2 separate regions of the Mus musculus genome follow, and region 1 is linked to region 2. The links are chromatin loops, found by intact Hi-C in ENCODE. Cell type or tissue: left cerebral cortex. All regions are shown on one strand. Links, peaks and the distances in the headings refer to the core of each region. The heading gives the core; the rest is flanking DNA. Region 1 overlaps Slc28a1 (solute carrier family 28 (sodium-coupled nucleoside transporter), member 1). Region 2 holds the start of Sec11a (SEC11 homolog A, signal peptidase complex subunit).

Evidence for each region. Peaks named below come from ENCODE experiments on the same cell type or tissue, not always from the same donor. Only the 100,000 strongest peaks of a DNase experiment are listed, where the experiment ranks them.
Region 1: a loop joins it to region 2, with 9 times the contacts of the local background. A loop is called at or near these places in 3 of 42 quality-filtered maps.

The regions. Positions count from the first base shown.
Region 1 is chr7:81,150,958-81,160,474 of GRCm38, forward strand. Slc28a1 (solute carrier family 28 (sodium-coupled nucleoside transporter), member 1) reads left to right here. Exons shown (of 18, transcript NM_001004184.3): 11 at 2,443-2,568. Among named protein-coding and RNA genes, the nearest start is that of Slc28a1, 41 kb to the left of the region's middle. In left cerebral cortex, for the core only: a CTCF peak has its summit at 4,265 (motif pointing left); DNase peaks (open chromatin) are centred at 4,252 and 6,665.
Region 2 is chr7:80,943,436-80,952,898 of GRCm38, forward strand. Sec11a (SEC11 homolog A, signal peptidase complex subunit) reads right to left here and starts at 4,115. Exons shown (of 6, transcript NM_019951.1): 1 at 3,967-4,115. The coding sequence starts at 4,017. In left cerebral cortex, for the core only: no CTCF peak of the experiment used is centred there; DNase peaks (open chromatin) are centred at 4,177 and 4,381; H3K4me3 peaks cover 2,089 bases; H3K27ac peaks cover 970 bases.

The DNA.
Region 1 (9,517 bases), core at 738-8,737, 210 kb after region 2:
GCAGCAGTTTAAGAGGATCAGCAGTCTTTTCCAATTCCCAATCATCTTGGGGTTGCTCAGGAGCTCGCTTCACGTGGGAGGCGTGGATCCATGCAGAGATGCCTTCTACTTTATCAGCGGTGGGGGTGGTTAGCAGCACGATGTAGGGACCCTTGCAATGAGGCTCTAGATTTCCAGCGCGTTGTTGTCGGACAAGAACTGCGTCTCCCCCAAGGGAGACCCTCACTCAAGGCTCGGGACAACTGCGGACTCCCAAGAACTCAGGAGAGACCAAGCTTGATGCAAATCACATGAGGCTTTATTCAGGAAAGCCAGAGCTCTGGGGACAACTCGTATCCCACGCAGGGATAGAGAAGTCAACCGGAAGGGAAATGGGACCCTCCTTTTATGGGCCCTCAAGGGGGAAAAGGAGAAGGGGAAGGGAGGGGACTTCCAGATCACATGCCCCTGAGCAACCAATCAGGTAAGTTTCGATTTCCTGATCTGAGATTTACAAGGAATGGGTACGGGAGGGGTACAAGGAAGGAATCATGTGCAGGCGCAGCTGTGAGCAAAATGGCGCAGGGGTGATGCAACTCTATTGGCTAACGGCTGGTATATGGGGCAACTCAGGATTGGCTCAATCTAAAGTTTTGGGGGAAATTTTCCAAATTCAGCCCAGCAACCAAACCGCAAACGTCTGGCAGTGGGCTATAGCGGTTGGCAAGCATAGCGGATTTAAGGAATGGTCCGAGCACTCTGTACAAACATTTCCTGAAACAATGGAGCAAGTTAAACTTTTACTTTGTGCCAATAGTGATGTCCATTTAGGACACAAGTCGGGGGCTTACATGAGTTTCTACTTTATGTCAGGATCTTTCAGGTCAAGCTTACTCCTGTCTCAGGGCCTCTGGTCTTTCTGGGCGGCTGAGCCATCATCAGTCTGTGTAGTTGACTCCTTCCGGTCTCAGTTAACATTAACCCAGTGCCACACCCTCAAAGAGACCGGTGCTGATATTCCCTGACCATGAGGCTTGTTTTTCTCACCTATCTTCATAGATTCTATCACCCTCTAAAATCACAGCGTATCTATACCTCCACACACACTTCCTGCTCCCAGGAAGGCGTTCTTGTGGCTTCCAGGTATTGGTTGCTTTTCTTTTCTCTGTGATAAAGCACCCTACAGAAACAACTTAAGGAAGGAAGGAGATGCCTGTGGACCCACAGTGTAGAGGTACAGGCTATCATGGCAGAGAGGGCCTGGCGGTGTGTGTGAGGCAGCTGGTCACAATGTAGGAAGGGGTGTGCGGAAAATATGGGTGCTCAGCTTACTTGTCTGTGGGTGTAGGACTGAGGATGGGAGGGGGATGAGCGGCGACAGAGTTATGTGACCGAACCCAGCTCAGGCAGTTAGACTCTGGAGACCAGCATCAGGGCACAGATCCGAGATTATTACCCAGCACATAGGCTTAGATACAATGTTTGAGCCAATCCCAAGCCCCTAAATCCTTGGCCAATCATCTCTCACCACACTGTCACTGGGCTCCAATGAAAGTCCCGTCTGATGAGGTTACTCAGAAGAAGTGGGAGGAGTTAGGGGAAGCAGCCAACCCCTGGCCGCGGTTCCTTTTTGTTGGTTCACCGGTGTTCTACGAGCCATCTTATGTCTAATGCTGACTACAGCAGATCAGGACTTTCTGAGGAGTCTCAGGAGCCTGAGGCACCTCGCTCTCTATCCCACTTTTTCCCTCACAAGGTTGATTTCCACATCCCCTATAACGTTCTACTTTATGTTCATTCTGGAGCCCCAGCCTACGAGATAGTGTATCCACATTCAGGGTGGGTGGGTCGTCCTTCCTCAGTTACACCTCTCTGACCACACCCTTACAGATGCACTATGGAGCGTATTTCCACCATGATTCTAAGCCCAGTCACGTTGAACATGAAGATTAACCATCATACGCCCATCTCCCCGTCCTGCAAAGCAGTACCAAGAATGCTAGGGCTCCATAGCTGGATTAGATAAAGAGTAGCCCAGACTTCTACACAAGCCCCAAAGCAAATGCCCAGTGAAGGCTCAGCCCCTTTGTGCAGATCGGGCTTGCATCCCTTCCCAGGCCTCTGTTTGCTTCCCTGGAAAATAAGAGTCCTTTCTGTCTTAGGTTGTAAGCACAGAGGGGGAGGTGCCTGGGTGTGAGGAGCACGGTAAGTGTCAACACACACGGGTAGGGTAGGGTGGTGGTATGCAGGTCCTATCACAGAGGAGGGAGGACAATGGGGCCCAGAGAGGCTCAGCTGACTAGAAACCCACCCTCTGTCTCCTCTGAGATTCTTCATCAAGAACCATGACCTGTCTCAAAACAAAACAAAACAAAACAAAACAAAACAAACAAACAAAAAACCTGTGACCATCACCCAGCCGCCACCGCGGCAGCTCACTGCTTGCCTTCTGACTCTTTGTAGACTGAAGCTCCACTGCTGATCCGGCCCTATCTGGCAGATATGACACTCTCTGAAGTTCACGTTGTCATGACTGGAGGCTATGCTACTATTGCTGGCAGCCTCCTGGGCGCCTACATCTCCTTTGGGGTAGGTAGAACTTTTCTCTGCTGGGCTATGCCAAAGCCCTGAAACTGCCTTTCTGGAAGCCCCACAAGCTCCTAATCACAGCAGTCATGGGATGTCCCCTCTCTGTCTCAAAGCCCAGCTTTGCCTGAGCAAGGCAGGCTTGCTGGGCTAAACTACTTGGTTAGACCTTTTTTTTTTTTTTTTTTTTTTTTAATGGTTTTAGAGTTTTATTGTAGAAAGGCGGGGGGGGGGGGGAGAAGGTAGAAGGAGAGAGAGGCTGGCCATGGCCACTTGAAGAGAGGGGGAAGGGAGAGAGAAAAGGAGGGCTAAGAAATGTCAGAGCTTAAAGAGAGCTGGCTACACTTTTCAAATGGCCCCTGGGTCAGATTCCCAGAATTCCATTTACTAAGCTCATATTATGTATCAGGCACTATGCTGGGTGCTTTAATATCCCCGTTTTATAGATAAGCAAATTGAGGCTCAGAGAATAAATTAATGGTTAAAGCCAGGATCTGAACCCAGATCTGACTCCAAATTTCATGCTCAGTTTTCCATAGGCTTTCCCTGGGGATCTGCCCTCCTAAATGATGTATATCATAATCCTCTCATGGGCCAATCCAGTATTACAAATTGGACCCTAAATTCACATAGGCAGAGAAAAAATTTACTTGTGTGTGTGTATGTGTACACATTTTTTCTTTTTCTTTTTTTTCTTGAAATTATTTATTTATATTATTTATATTACTTTTTCTTGAAATTATTTATTTATTTTATGTATCTTACATACACTGTAGCTGTCTTCAGACACACCAAAAGAGGGCATCAGATCCCATTACAGATGGTTGTGAGCCACCATGCAGTTGCCAGGAATTGAACTCAGGATCTCTGGAAGAGCAGTCACTGCTCTTTACCACTAAGTCATCTCTCCAGCCCCAATTTCATTTTTTAAAAAGAGCTCAGGGGCTGGTGAGATGGCTCAGTGGGTAAGAGCACCTGACTGCTCTTCTGAAGGTCCAAAGTTCAAATCCCAGCAACCACATGGTGGCTTACAACCATCTGTAATGAGATCTGATGCCCTCTTCTGGGGTGTCTGAAGACAGCTACAGTGTACTTACATATAATAAAAATAAATTTTAAAATCTTTTAAAAAATAAAATAAAAAGAGCTGTAATCCTAGCACTTGGGAGGCATAGGCAGGAAGATCAGAAGTCCTTGGTCATTAACTATATGTAGAACTGAAGGCTATTTTGCCTCAAAAATCAAAGAAAAAAACCCTAAACATAGGAAATTTGAAACCCCAAACTTTGTTGGTAAAACGGTTTAATAGTGACATATATACACGCTACCTGCATATCTTAAGGTCTTTAAACATCTTAACTTTGCTCTGGGCCTTGTGATCTGTTTTAAAAATCACCCCGTGTTCTTTCTAGACACATGAGCTTTGCAGACACCTCTAGTCATTAACTGGGACTTAAAAGGCAAGGAGGTATCTTACCACACTAAAAGAAATAAAATAAAGCCAAAGGAGGTGGTGGCACACACCTTTGATTCCAGCTCTTGGGAGGCAGAGGTTGGCAGATCTCTGAGTTTGAGGCCAGTCTGATCTACAGAGGGAAAGCCCCAGGCGGCAGCCATAGCAGGGTCTGGGAAAGCACCTAACAGAGGGACCTTCCGCTCTACTTCTTCTGTCCCTGGCTGCAGAGAGGCTCTCTTCTGCCCCCTGCCGGGCCTTAGCTGTCACTGCCTTCCCAAGGAGCCTCCCAGGTTCTTTTCCTTTGTTTTGTACAGCTGGCTTTTAAACTCAGGACCCCATATATGCTAGGCAAGCCATTGAGCCACACTCCCAGTTCATGGTCTCTTTATTTCCAAAGCGTTTTTACTATATTGCTTGTGTATGAGCACAGGGGCACACGTGTCAGAGGCACGCTTGTGTGGGTAGGAGGGAGTCAGTTCTCTCCCTCCACCGTGGGTTCTGGGGATTGAACCAGGGCTTGTTATGACAAGTGCTCTTACCTACTGAGCCATCTCAATGGTCCCCTCAGTCCACAGATTTCTCTTTGTGGCTCAGCCTCTGACCCTTGGCCACATCCTTTCTATTGCAGGTATTTGGATAGTAGCAGGACCTGTCCAACACAGTAGCCATGAACTCCTGAGTACTTGAAACATGGGCAGTTTAAGATGAGGTGTCCAGTATTCTTTCTTCACTGCTCAAGAGCAAACCCAGGGCCTCAATCCCAAATGCTAGGCAAGCCCTGTACCACTGAGCTAAGTCCCCCCTTTTTTTCTTAATGTCTAACTAAGTTACTTAGACCGCCCTTGAACTGGTGACCTCCTGCTTCTGCCTCCCAAATAGTCAGTGTTACAGACTGGTACCCCCAGCCTGGCTTTCTTTGCACTTTTAAACATGTGACTGCTGGCCACAGTAACCGTGTTGGTGCTTTTCTGGGTGGTGTTACATGCTATGTAGGCCCATCACCTGGGAGGTAAAGAAGAAGGACCACAAACTTGAGGTCACCATCAACTGCATAGCAACGTTGAGGTTAGCCTGGGCTACACAAGACTGAATCTAAAGAATGTAGCAGGAGTGAAATTACAGATATGGTCTCTGTTGAGTTTGTATTGGACAGTGCCAGCCTAGGTCTTCTCTTTTGTCACACAGCACCAAGTGTCACTTGACTGAATCATTTCATTATGACCTCCACATACATTTCCAATTATGCTGTTGTTCCAAAGGCTCTAGGATAGATACCAACTTTCTCTGCAAATCCAAACAAGCTGGTCTCTCAGTGCAGAGGTCTTGAACCCAGGCTGGTCATGGTAACATTCAGGAGTTGGTCACTCATGTTTCCTATTGATTTGCCCCTCAAGGGAAACAAGGATTTGCAAGATCCTGTACTCAGGATCAAAGCGACTCTGTTGCTTAGTTTCCATATCTGTAAATGAACAGACGTACTGTTTACCTGGCCACAAAGGATAGATGAAAATGGTCAGAAAACACTTAGCATGGTGCTGAAAAGTGACCATATTAAGATCAGAAGGTGGGCAGTGGTGGTGTACTCCTTTAATCTCAGCACTCGTGAGGCAGAGGCAGGTGGATCTCTGAGTTTGAGGACAGCCTGGTCTACAGAGTGAGTTCCAGGACAGCCAAGGCTATACAGAGAAACCTCGTCTTGAAGAACCAAAAAAACAAAACAAAAAACAAAACAAAAACAAACAAACAAACAACCCCCCCAAACCAAAACAGACCAGAAATCTCTCCTTTGTTTCCTTTCTCACTAAATACCATTCTGCAAGGTGGTGTGCTCATGTCCTATTTGTAGAGGGTGGAGGGAGGCCTGGGTGGCTGAGATGGAAGGCATTCCTGACTGTGCTCCTGGACGCAGGGCTGGGGGAGCTACAATAGGCTGGTGTGGGATGAACCAGCACCAGCTTCACTGCCTGCATGCAGAAGTCCTGCATCTCCATCAAGAGCAGGAACGGCCACTGTGGGATTTGAGGCTGTGGCCATATGGCTCTGGAATGTGTGTCCCCCCTAAAATCCAAGCTTACAAGCTGGGTGTACTCTTCAAGCTGAAGGAAGAGGTCAGGGTCTAGACTGGCAGACGGAGAAACCTCCTATTTCAGGCGTGGCAGTGTCCACGATGGTGCTGAGCTGCCAGGGAGGAGACAACTGAAGCCCTGAAAGTTCCAAGAGGGCACCACCCCGACTGCCCTCCTCCAGGAGGGATCAGGGTGCTGGGCTTGCCATCTAGTGCTGGTGGCAGGGAAGAGGAGTTGGGCCTCTTGATGGTTCGTTCGCATGGTGTGCAAGCGAGCTTTCTGTTACTAGGACAAAGTGCCCCAGAGAGAGTTGAAAAATGGAGATGTATTTTACTTATGATCATGCCTTTAGAGGTTTCCACCCACTTTGCCCCATCTCTGTGGGCTTGTGTTGAGATGGATCATTGCAGAGGCGGTGTGGTAGAATGGTTCTGTCCACCTCAGTCCACCTCAGGGCAGTCAGGGACGCAGAGAGACAGAAAAGAAGAGTCTGGGTGTAAGATGTACAGGCATGCCCCAGTGACCTACTTCTCCCAGCCAGGTTTTCCTCACAGTCAGTGGAGATGGATTGACTCATTGGTGAGTGCAGCTCCCTCCAGGCTCTGAGGCAGCTGAGGACCAAGCCTTCGTGAGGGACTTCATTTTCACACCCTAGGCGGTTTCTGCTTCTGAGTAAGGAGAAACAAGTGGGGTTTAGACAAAGAAGGAGGGTTTCAGGGCCTGAAGCTCCAGGCCTTCAGCTTCATGGATTCCTGTCTGTTCCCTGAGAACAGATGCCCTCTGCCTTTATTAGCCTGAGCCCATGTAACCTCACCTCCCGTTCTCTCCCTACTCCCGCTTGAGGCAGGGGCCTCACTGTGTAGCTCTGAATAGCCTGGAATTCACTCTATACATTAGGCTGGTCTTAAACTCACAGAGATTTGCCTGCCTCTGCTGAGACTAAAGGCATATGTCACCATGTCCAGAGAAGGGCATCTACCTCAAGCTGCCTGATGTGGGGCAGGGAACTGAACTCAGGTCCTCTGCAAGACAGCAAGAATTCTTAACTATGAAGGCATCTCTCCCTCCCCCATCTCCCCACCCTGCCCTTTAAAAGCAGAGTCTCATGTTTCTAGGCTACTACATAACCAAGGATGCCCTTGAATTTCTGATCCTTCCACCCAGAGTGCTAGATTTACAGGACTGTACCCTCCTTCCCAGCTCACGTAGTAACTGGTGACGGAACCCAGTGCTCCCTGCATGGTTAGACAAACACTCTGCCCGAGCTGCATCATAGAACTTTCTACTTAAAATCTAAAAACTGCTATTGGCTTACTGCAAAATTTAAGGAGAAAAGATCTATTTTGCTTTTCTGTTTTTTTTTTAAATAGTATAGAGTTATGGACCTATTGAAAGATATCAAAAAGCACCAAGAAAGAAAATCACTTCAAACCCAGCTCCCCGGAGACAGCCAGTGTGCTGACAGTCAGGGGCCCTTCCTGGAGACAGCCAGTGTGCTGACAGTCAGGGGCCCTTCCTGGGGACAGCCAGTGTGCTGACAGTCAGGGGCCCTTCCTAGGGACAGCCAGTGTACTGACAATCAGGGGCCCTTTCTGGACATCTTCTGGGCAATTTGGTGTTTGTGTTTCCCATAGTTACAGTCCTGCTCTTCACGCAATTTTGTGGGCACTTTCCCACCTTACTGCACTACTCTGAGAAGCATCAATTTCCAGAGACCATTCTCAGGATGGCTCAGTGGGGGAGAGCGTCGGTTGCTCTTAACAGAGAACCCACATTCTGTTCCCAGCACCCACATGGCAGCTCACAATCATCTGTGACTCCCGTCTCAGGACATCTGAGGCTCTCTGCTTGCCTCCACAGGCACCAGGCTCGCATGCTCCACTTGCATACGTGTAGCAAAACGCCCATTGACACAAAACAAATAAACAAATCCTTAAAAGAACAGGCTATTTGCTCCTTGTTAGTTAGTTAGATGGTTGATTCTGATTTCAGTGTGGTGAGTAGCTAAGTGGAGGGACGGCTGTTCATCTATCTCGGGAGCAGTGAGACTGTGTGTTCTGGAAGTGCCCCACCCCCTCAGAGCTGGTGGTGGTTTATGATCTTGCTGGAGTACTTGTCCAGTGTGATTTATAGAGACAGACCCAGTGCCTCCGTGCTGTTGAAAGAGGCCAATTCCCTAATACAGGAGTGAGACAGGCTGCCTTGCAGTGGTGAGTTCCCTGTCCCTGTAGGTATTCAAAAATAGGAGATAGGGGTTATACTCCTTTACCGCACAGAAGCTACGCAGAGGTAGGGATGGGCTAGCTGCTTCATCCATCCCAACTCAGTTCTTGTAGAGGAATTTTAATCCAGCAACATGGCTGCTCTGGCAGTGGATCACATCCAAAGACCTTCTAGGTCTGTGTGACCTGGCTGGAATGACACACCTTTAAGTAGAGGAAGAGGCTACGTGACAGCAGTGCAGGGAGAGACGGGGTGGGGGAGGCGGTTTTACTGGGACACTTTTACAGAGACAGGTTGCAAGTGAAGACAGGGTGAGCCAGAGAATAAGAAGGAGCCAGACGATTAGAACATATTGTCAGAGTTAGTTTGAAACCAAGCAGAGCAGTTCAGTCCAAAGCTGAGAGAAGCTGCATTGAATCAGTCAGCTTGGAAGATTAGATTGTACAGAGGCTAGAAACTTCCAGGACTAAGCCTAGGGTTAGTTAGAACAGAGAAGGAAACCCTCTGGGCTTAGCCCAAGTTGTATATTCGTGCAGCTTGGGTATGGCTCTCATCTCATCCCATCTTCTAAGGACCTCAAAACAACAGTTAAAAGTTCTGGAGCGTTGTCTGAATCTGTCACAAACTCCTCAGCCAGAATAGGATTAGTGGTCAAAGAGAGACAGTCTGGGCAAGGAGGAGAACCCATGAAATCAAAGCCAAAGGCTGTGCTAGATTTTAATTCTTCTCCCTTTATTTTGAGCAGGTCATAGTTATTTTTCCGGGGCCACAGTTTTTTTGTGTGTAGATGGGGTAGTGTCACTTGCTTGGCCTACCTTGCAGAAGTATTGTATTTTTAAGGAAGCAGTGACCACTCTTTTCTGTTGTTGTTTTTATGTGTCTCTTGTATGTGTGTATGTGTATCTTATATGTGTGTATATGTGTGTATCTTACATTTGTGTATATGTGTGTATATATGTGTGTATATGTATGTATATATGTGTATCTTATATATGTGTATGTATGTGTGTATATATGTGTATCTTATATGTGTGTGTATATATGTATGTATATGTGTGTGTATATATGTGTATCTTATATGTGTGTATGTGTGATATATGTTTATCTTATATGTGTGTACATATGTGTATATATGTATGTATATCTTATATGTGTGTATATGTATGTATATATGTGTGTGTATGGAAGAGAACAACCTGCAGGAGTC
Region 2 (9,463 bases), core at 1-8,000:
GTGGCCAGCCTTTAAACCACATACACACCACTCAAAAGGCTATATTTATATTTATTTGTGCATATGCATGCATACACACGCACATATGTATGTTTGTAACAATAATACTCAAAGAAAACAAAGCTATTAATTTAAAAGTAGAAAAGACACGAAGGGTTTAAAGGAAGGTACCTGGGAGGGGCTGAGAAAAGGAAATGGAAGGTGAAAGTAATCGAATTCTGAATTACATAAAAACATATTAAAAACATAAAATAAATTAAAATTTAAGAAATTGTCCATAATTAAGTCTTTCTATCCAAGTGATTCTATATAGATTCATAATAGATCCACCCCAAATTTACCATTGTTTCTTAATACAGAAATATGTAACTGAGGTGCTACCAGCACAGATAAGTACTCTTGGTTTCAAAACTTGGAGAATAAAGTTAATATATTAAAGAAGTAAGGTGGAGAGCGACAGAAGACAACACCCCATGTTAACCCCTCACATATACAAAGAAAGAAAAAGAAAATTGGTTAGGGAGGGGAATAGGTGTGTAAATCAGGTGATGTGTGTGATTAACACGCTTGAAGTCCATGAATCAATTTCCAATGCAATCAAAAAAGAAATTAGTATATTATATTAATAACAAAATATTAATGTCCTAAATTCATCACATTCTATTTTATTAGTTCACTGTCACCTATGCTTTTTCTATTTTGTCTACAAATTAGAAATTATAGTTGTGTGCGGCTATCTTTTCTTAATCCCCCTTCTGACATGTTAATGACATAATATTAATCTTTTTTAGGACTTATCAACCTTTTTAGAAATAGATAAACTCTACAAATCTGAGATTCATAGATTAAGAAAAGCCCTAGCTGGGGCTAGAGGATGGCTCAATGGTTAAGAGGACTGGCTGTTTTCCAGAGGACCCAGGTTCAATTCCCAGCACCCACATGGCAGCTCAACAACTGTCTGCAACTCCAGTTCAGGGGATCTGACACCCTCACACAGACATTCATGGAGTCAAAACACCAATGCACATAAAATAAAAATAAATAAAACTTAAAACAACAAACAAACAAACAACAACAAAAACAAGCAGGGCTGGAGAGATGGCTCATCAGTGAAGAGCACTGACTGCTCTTCCAAAGTTCAAATCCCAGCAACTACATGGTGGATAACAACCATCCGTAATAAGATCTGATGCCCTCTTCTGAAGACAGCTACAGTGTACTTACATATAGTAAATAAATAAATCTTAAAAAAAAAGCAAAGCAAAGCCCCAGTTCAAAGGTGATCTTGGGGGGCGGGGAGCGTCTATGAAGAGACGGCTCAGAGAATGAAGGTGTAGGCCTGATTTCCAGGACCCACAGGAAAGGAAGTAGAGAGCCAAATCCCAGAAGTCATCCTTTAACCCTTTAATTCTGAACACAAACTCCAGCCCCCCAATCTCCACTTTCAAAGCGCGATTGGAGTTGTACCACCACGGGTTTCAGTTGTAGAATTTTTGTTTGGTGGTTTGATTGGTTGGTTGGTTGTTTTTTTTCTCCTTTAATTGCATGCCAGCTTTCAATTATGTTGCCCAGGTTGGCTCAGCCTTCCAAATGCTGGAATTATAGATGTGTACTATCGTGCTTGGTTCAAGAAAAGCTGTCTTTCAAAACGCCAGGGGCGAGCAACAGCATAGCTCAACTGGTGAAGGCGCTGTGCCAAGCCTGATGACCTGAGTTCAATCCCTGAGTCCCTGGCAGAAAGAGCTGATTCTGCCAAGTCAATCTCTAACTTCCACGCGTTCACCATGGCACACTCACACCCATACACACATATGCACACACAAAATAAATATACTCTAAAAGGGAGCTCAAGGACCAGCTACTCTGGGGTACTCAAAATGGCAGGAACAAGTGAGACCCTGCCTCAAGAAGGTGGTAGAAGAGAACCAACTACCACAAGTTGTCCATTGTCACATGCAGTCTGTAGCTCTGCATACCCATATTCACACACACTCAATAATAACAAAAAATAAGTAAAGGGCAGGAGACACAGCTTGGCAGTTGAGAGCACTTGCTCCTCTTGCAAAAGATCTAGCTTTGGTTTTCAGTGTCCACATGGCGGCTCACAACTGTGAGGCCAGCTCCACAGGGCCCAGTGCCGCCTTCTGGCCTCACCCGCAGCAGACACACACATGGTGAACATGCACACTTCTTAAAAGTAAAGAATTTTAAAAACAAGGGTTACAGGTATAATTTACTGGAAGAGCACATGCTTAGAAACTGAAAGACCAGGTTGGGGTTGGGGAGGTAGTTGGCTGCATATGCTTTTAAATTCTAGCACTCGGGAGGCAGAGACAGGCAGAGTGCCAGGCTGGCCTGGTCTACAGAATAAGTTCAAGAACAGGACGAGAAACCCTGTCTCAAAACAAACAAAGAACATGAAAGGCCCTGAGTATGATCACCAGCAATACACATACACAAAATTTCTGGGAATGGAATAAGAGAGGATGGTGTCACCAATATGCCTTCAATCCCAGTATTTGGGAGGCAGAGGCAGAGAGAGGCTGAGGCAGAGGCAGGTGGATCTCTGATTTCCAAACCAGCCTCATCTACATGTGAGGCCTTATCTAAAAAAAAAAAAAAAAAAAGGAGGAGAAGGAGGAGGAGGAGGAGGAGAAAGAAAGGAAGGAAGGAAGAAAAGGTCTTTCCAGATGGAGGATACATGTGCTCAGTGACAGATCACTTGCCTAGTGCTAGGAATGATTTTCAGCACATTTGAAAAACAATCAAACAAACTTAAAAAAGAAAATACGGTTATTTACCCTGACTCAAGATGCGAAGGCAGGAGTCCAGCTCAAAGCCAGCTTGGGCTACACGGTGAGTTCCAGGCAACAGGGCAGAGTCATACCAGCCAGTGATGCCATGTTGTGACATATATCTATAAATCTACCTCTCATGAGGCTGAGGCAGGAGGACTACATAGCAAGACTCTGTCTCGAAATAAAGTAATAAAAATAAGGTCTTTCAAAACTAGAAGCGCGGTTCTGGTAGCCTGTGATGAATGCAAGGCCCTGGTATTGATCCCCATCACCGAAATAGGAGTCCATACAGAAGACAGTTAAGTGACAGCTACTCCTTAAAGCTGTTCTGACTGGAATGTCTCACAATTTTGTATGTATGTCTAAGAAGAGACGGACCTACTTTTCTATGTAATAATTATAAACAGGGCAAAACAAAGTCCTGTTCCAAAATAAACCAAATCTTTAAATGAGACAATTCTTAATACCAAAATACGAGGGGGGTAGGGAGGCAGGGAAAAGGTCAATTGCTACCAGAACATTCGGTTCAGGAGACAAAAAGGTGACCGTGTTCTCAGTACCTTCTAACACATGAGCTAGAAGACAGCAAGACTGAAGGATAAAATCTGATTTAAGTTTCAAGATTTCTGTTCCACTGACATCTATCATCAAAGATTCAGTGGACTGTCACCTTTCTGCCAAGGAAACTGGCACACAAGTGGTATAACAGATTCAACTCCGAGCTTAGAGTGACCCTAGTTAAAATGGATGAAGCTCACTGAGGTCTAGCTGGGCTGAAAGGTGGCTACACAATGAAAGCAACACAACGGCTCCTGTGGGACCTGTAATGGCTTTCCCCAGAGCCCCACCAGAAACGGTTAAGTCTGCCGCTTTACAGTGTCCCAAACTCCCACTTACAAAGCGCCCTATAGTTTTCACTTACTCCCCTGCCTCCTCGGGGGGAAGGGATCGCAAAGGTTCTCTCCTTCCCTCTCGGTCCCCCGAATCTGGTGCTATGAATGGGGGCAAAGAGGTCTTGGCTACCTACAGTCTGCAAAGAAAGAAATGATCCATACAGGCAACCGACCCACGCAGGCCCTCAATCCCGCCCAGAGATCCGCGGGGCGCCCCGCAACGGCAAAGAGACCAGAGGAACCCTGGCAGAGAGAGAGAGGGCGGCCCGTCTCACCTGCCTCTTGTTCATCCGCCGCACATCGTCTAGAAAGTCTAGAGACAGCATGGTGAGATGGAGAGCGCGACAACTAGCAGCCAAGAGGGCGCGATAGAACCACCAAGAGGGACCGCTGCAACACGGGCCGGGCTCACCGTGGACAGAACCCCCTGATGCCTGCACTTCCGCTTCCGGGGCGGGAGCAGGCGAAGCTCCTCCCTTCTGAGCAGAGAATGGACAAAGAATGACTTGTGAGCCCCCTAGAACAGCCCAGGGCCTGGCCTTGTCAAAAAAGGACCGTAGCCTTCTCCGGCCGAGAACCGGCTGAAGGCTGCTTTCTGTGCTCAGCCCGCGCGGCGGCTCCCGAAGACAGTGACCCTAGGTTAGCTAAGCCCACAGCGTGCGGAAGGCGGGCCCTTGGACAGGCCTGGCCAATCGGAAGCCGAGTCTGCGCCAGCGCGAAGTCGGTGTCTTCCTGCGTGCTGCTGGGGCACGGGTGTGGCTCGGGACGTGGTGCCTTGCTGTTTGTTCTCAGGTGGAGCACGCTGCGGTTCGCTACCGGAAGCTGTGTGTGTCTTTTAAAGCATTGTATACACACACACACACACACACACACACACACACACACACACACACACACGCCAATTGATCACAAGATGCCTTAGTGTCATGAGGGCACTGGTGGTGCAGGTGGCCAGGAAGACCCGTCTCAGTTTTGACCTTTACCAACAGTGATTTGCTTTGTCTCCTGACACTTGGATGTGAGCCATTTATTTGACCCGCAAATTTTCACAGGGGCGGGGATTAGAAGTGACATCATTGCCATGGGGTTTCTTTTGGTGGGTGATAGATGTACAACTCCATGTATATACTAAAACCATTGAATTGTGCGCCTTAGTGGACTGTATGGTATGTGAATTATAGCACAATAAAGTAGGTGTGAGAATGGAAAGGAAACCGCTGATGTCTTGTTCACTGTTAAATTCCCAGTGGTGGCCGCACAGCTGGCATGTATAAGGCACAAAATCAGTACTTGAATTTAAAGAGAGGAAAGAGAGAAAGACTATCTTCAACTATTAGTAGAAACCTTACATTTACTGAGATGGGATAGGAAATGTTTAGAATTTCCAAGTTAGAAAGTTTTATAAAAGAAAATACATAGAAACCCCCATGGGGTGCCCCATAGGTATCCCAGCTTCCGTGACAGTACCAGATATGTGTATCAGAATGACTTCTTCATTAATAACTGTTGATGTGGTTCTCGATCTAAATTCTGGCTAGTAGAAACCTTCACATAAGCTTGTCAGTGTTAAATTCAACCTAAGTTCAAATTAAGTGGGAATGAGCTTTGACCCTGTATTTTGTGCCTTGAAGAGCCCCAAGAGCAGCTCAAAATCCTGTGGGTCCAAAAAAGGTGAATAAGCTATTTAGTTGGGAAGCTTTAAAAGCATCTCGTACAAGTGGGTGATGGGGGGAAGACAGGTAGATCTCTGCAAGTTCGAGGCCAGCCTGGTCTAAATAGTGAATTCCAGGACAGCCAGAGATTCATAATAGAGAGATGCTACCAAAAAAAAAAAAAAAAAAAAAAAAAGCTGGGCATAGTAGCATAGATTTGTAATGTCAGTGCTGGGAGGCAGAGACAGACAGATCCCTGGCACTGGCTGCTCTTCCAGAGAACTCCAGTACAATTCCTAGCACCCATTTTTAGTAGCTAACCTGTAACTCCAGCTCCAAGGGATCTGGCACCCTCTTCTGGACTCTATGGACACATATTCATATGCACACACCCATGCCCAGGCACACACACAAAAACATAATTTTAAAATTGCAAAAATAAAATCTCTAAATTTTTCTAATAAGTAAACAACAGCTGAGTCACAATACCAGAAGTTGTCCTCTGGCCTCCACAGGCATGCGAACACACACATGCACGAGAGTGTGCATCCATGCACACACACATACACACATGCACTTACACACAAACCATTTAGGTTGTTGCTAGAACAGATGGTACATGCCTGTGATCCCAGCACTTGGAAACTTTAAGCCCTCCTGGGTTTTTGTGGGGTTTTTTTGGATTGTTTTGTGTTTGTTTCTGTCCAGTTCCAGCTGACTTGGAATGTACTCTGTAGGCCAGACTGATCTCAAACTCACAAGAAGCCTCTAGCTTTAGCTTCCTGAGGGCTGGGATCACAACTGGCCAAAATGTATTTTCTTTTTTTCAGATTGTATTGCTGCTACAGTTTATCTAAATACATACCCAATAGAGAGAATGCAGTTGATGTTGGGCTGTTGTCAAGGCTCAAAACATGAATTCGATACCCAGGATCCACACAGCAGAAGAAGAGAACGGACTCCCCAAAACTGCTCTTTGACCTCCACACATTAACCGTGCCACACATGCGCTCACACATGATAAATGCAGTGATTTTTTTTTTTTTTTGATTTTTCGAGACAGGGTTCCTCTGTGTAGCCCTGGCTGTCCTGGAACTCACTTTGTAGACCAGGCTGGCCTTGAACTCAGAAATCTGCCTGCCTCTGACTCCTGAGTGCTGGGATTAAAGGCGTGTGCCACCATGCCCGGCAAATGCAGTAATTTTTAAAGAATATAGTTAATGCAATGTGTTTTTTCATGTACGTTACATGCTAAACTTGGCATTTATTGTTATACTGACAACCAACGCACAAACGTGGGTTGGGAGCTTAGACAAGTTGTACAAAACATAAGCCAGGGTATTGGATGCTGCTTTTAGTTATGTTGATTGCTTTGGTTTTTTTGTTTGTGTTTTGAGACTGACCTCATTGATTTTCTCTGACTAACCTGGAACTCTCTAGATGTGTAGACCAGGCTAGCCTTGAACTCATAGAGATCTGCCTGCGTCTGTCTTTTAAGTGCTTGGATTAAAGGTATGCACTACCATGCCCACAAGCACCTGGCTCTTTAAAAATCACATTGATTGATTGATTGATTGATTGATTGATTGATTGATTGGAGAGGAGCTTGTACATGCCACAGTGCCCATGTGCGGGTTGAGGACAACTTTAAGGAGTCAGTTCTCTATTTTCACCACACACAATTCCAGGAATTGAACTCTGGTTGTCAACCTTGGTGGCAAGTGCCTTAACCTGCTCAACTGTCTCTACAGTTCAAGTACTGAACTTTTAAACTCAATAAGAAATTGACCAAGAATCTAGCTTAAAGATGTCTGCTCTCTGATCCACAAGTCTGTTGCTTTCTGGTGAGCAGCTTAATAAAAACATGCTAATATGGAATATGGTAAACCTCTAGGAGCAAGTTTTATCAGGTGATCTTGATGACATTTGCTCAAACAGCAGCCTAAACTGGGTGTGGTAGGGCATAAACCTCCTGCCCACTGCTTAGGAAACCAAAGCCAGAGGATCACTGGAGCCCAGGAATTCCAGCTGAGCCTGGGTCCCACAGTGAGAAAGGGGAGAACAGAAGAGGAGGAGAGTAGAGCCATAAAGCTGATGAAACTTGAATGTTTAAAAAGAGAAGGAGGAGAAAGAGAAAAAGGAGGAGGAGGAGGAGAAGAAGAGGAAGAGGAAGAAGGAGGAGGAGAAGAACAAGAATGAAAAGAAGAAGGAGAAGGAGGAGGAAGAGGAGGAGGAAGAAGAGGGAAGAGGAGGAAGAAGAGGAGGAGGAAGAGGAGGAGAAGAAGGAGGAGGAAGAGGAGGAGAAGAAGGAGAAGGAGAAGAAGAAAAGAAAAAGAGCCTCTGATATGGCTCACCAGGTAAAAGTACTTGCAGCCTAACAAACTGACCTCTGACCTCAATACCCAAGTTGTTCTCTGACCCTCTACAAGTGCTCCATTGCACCTACTGTGTACCTACACATGCAGGTACATGTGTACACAAAATAAACTAATGCAAAAAAACATGCTGGTAATTAGAACATTAGAACAGACTTGTTGTTGTTTTTCAAGATAGAATTTCTGTGTGTAACTCTAGCTGTCCTGAAATTAGCTTGCTTTCTGTAGACTAGAGATTCCTCTGCCTCTGCCTACCAAGTGAGTGCTGGGATTCAAGGCCTGTGCCACCATCACCCAGCTAGAACAGACTTCTCTAAGACAGGAAAGTGTACACATAATGGTTCTTAATATATCATTCCCAGGATTCCTTCTTCACGATCAGAAAAGCTTTCTAGAAGCCATCCTTTAGAATTCACTTGTCAGAGCCAGCACAGTAACTGATCGAAGTGTTCTTACCAAGACGCTTGTAAGACCAGTAGCAAGGTTAATGATAAACATGGTTAACAAGAAAACAAAATAATCTTTCTGGCAAAATTCCTTTGCCAAAAGATACTGTTGGACATTACGCAATGGCATGTCATAGAACAGAGGATCTCAACCTGTGGGTTATGATCCCTTACTTTATGATTCAAATCATGGTTATAAAGTAGCAATGAAAATAATATGATGTTTGGGAGTCCCCACAACATGGGGAACTATATTATAGGGTCACAGTCTTAGGAAGGTTGAGAGCCACCAATAAAGAGAGTGTCATAGCAGTGTCTTGAGTTGCTAAACCAAAAAAAAAAGAAGAAGAAGAAGAAGAAGAAGAAGAAGAAGAAGAAGAAGAAGAAGAAGAAGAAGAAGAAGAAGAGGAGGAGGAGGAGGAGGAGGAGGAGGAGGAGGAGGAGGAGGAGGAGGAAGAAGAAGAAGAAGAAGAAGAAGAAGAAGAGAAAGAAAGAAACAAACAAACAAACAAAGTTACCCACTGTGCTAGACAGAAAAATTAGCCAACATGCTAGGCCCTTTTTCTTCATTTGCATTTACCTGCTAAATTAGGTATCTGTGTCTGTACAAGTTGTCCTAAAAACTGAGCAACTCAAGGGGCTGGAGAGACAGCACTTACTGATCCTGCAGAGGACCTGTGTTTACAACTTTGCACACACCAGGAAGCTCACAGCGACCTGCAACTCCAGTTCCAGGGGATCTGATGCCCTCTGGCCTCTGAGTACACCTGTACAAATGTGGTGAACATTAACTCACATAGGCACACACATACCCAAACAAAATAAGAAATGTGTTTAAGGCCGGACGTGGTGGTGCTTGCTTTTTATCCCAGCACTTGGGAGGCAGAGGCAGGCAGATTTCTGAGTCTGAGGCCAGCCTGGTCTACAGAGTGAGTTCCAGGACAGCCAGGACTGCACAGAGAAACCCTGTCTTGAAAAACCAAAAAACTAAAAAAAACACCCCCCCAAAGAAAAAAAAGAAAGAGAGAAAGAAAGAAAGAAAGAAAGAAAGGAAGGAAGGAAGGAAGGAAGGAAGGAAGAAAGAAATGTGTTTAAAACCAATAGCTTAAAATAAAAAACATGGTGTTTTTGTTTTGTTTTGGTCTCAGAAACTTGCAGCCAGTGTCGTTGGCCGGTTCCTGACTGAAGGCCACTCACTTCCAAGATCTACTTGGGTGACTGTGTGTGGCTTTCTGTTCTATCCCTGTTGTTGGACTGAATAATCATTTCCTGATTGACTGTTTAACAAACCAGGCCCCC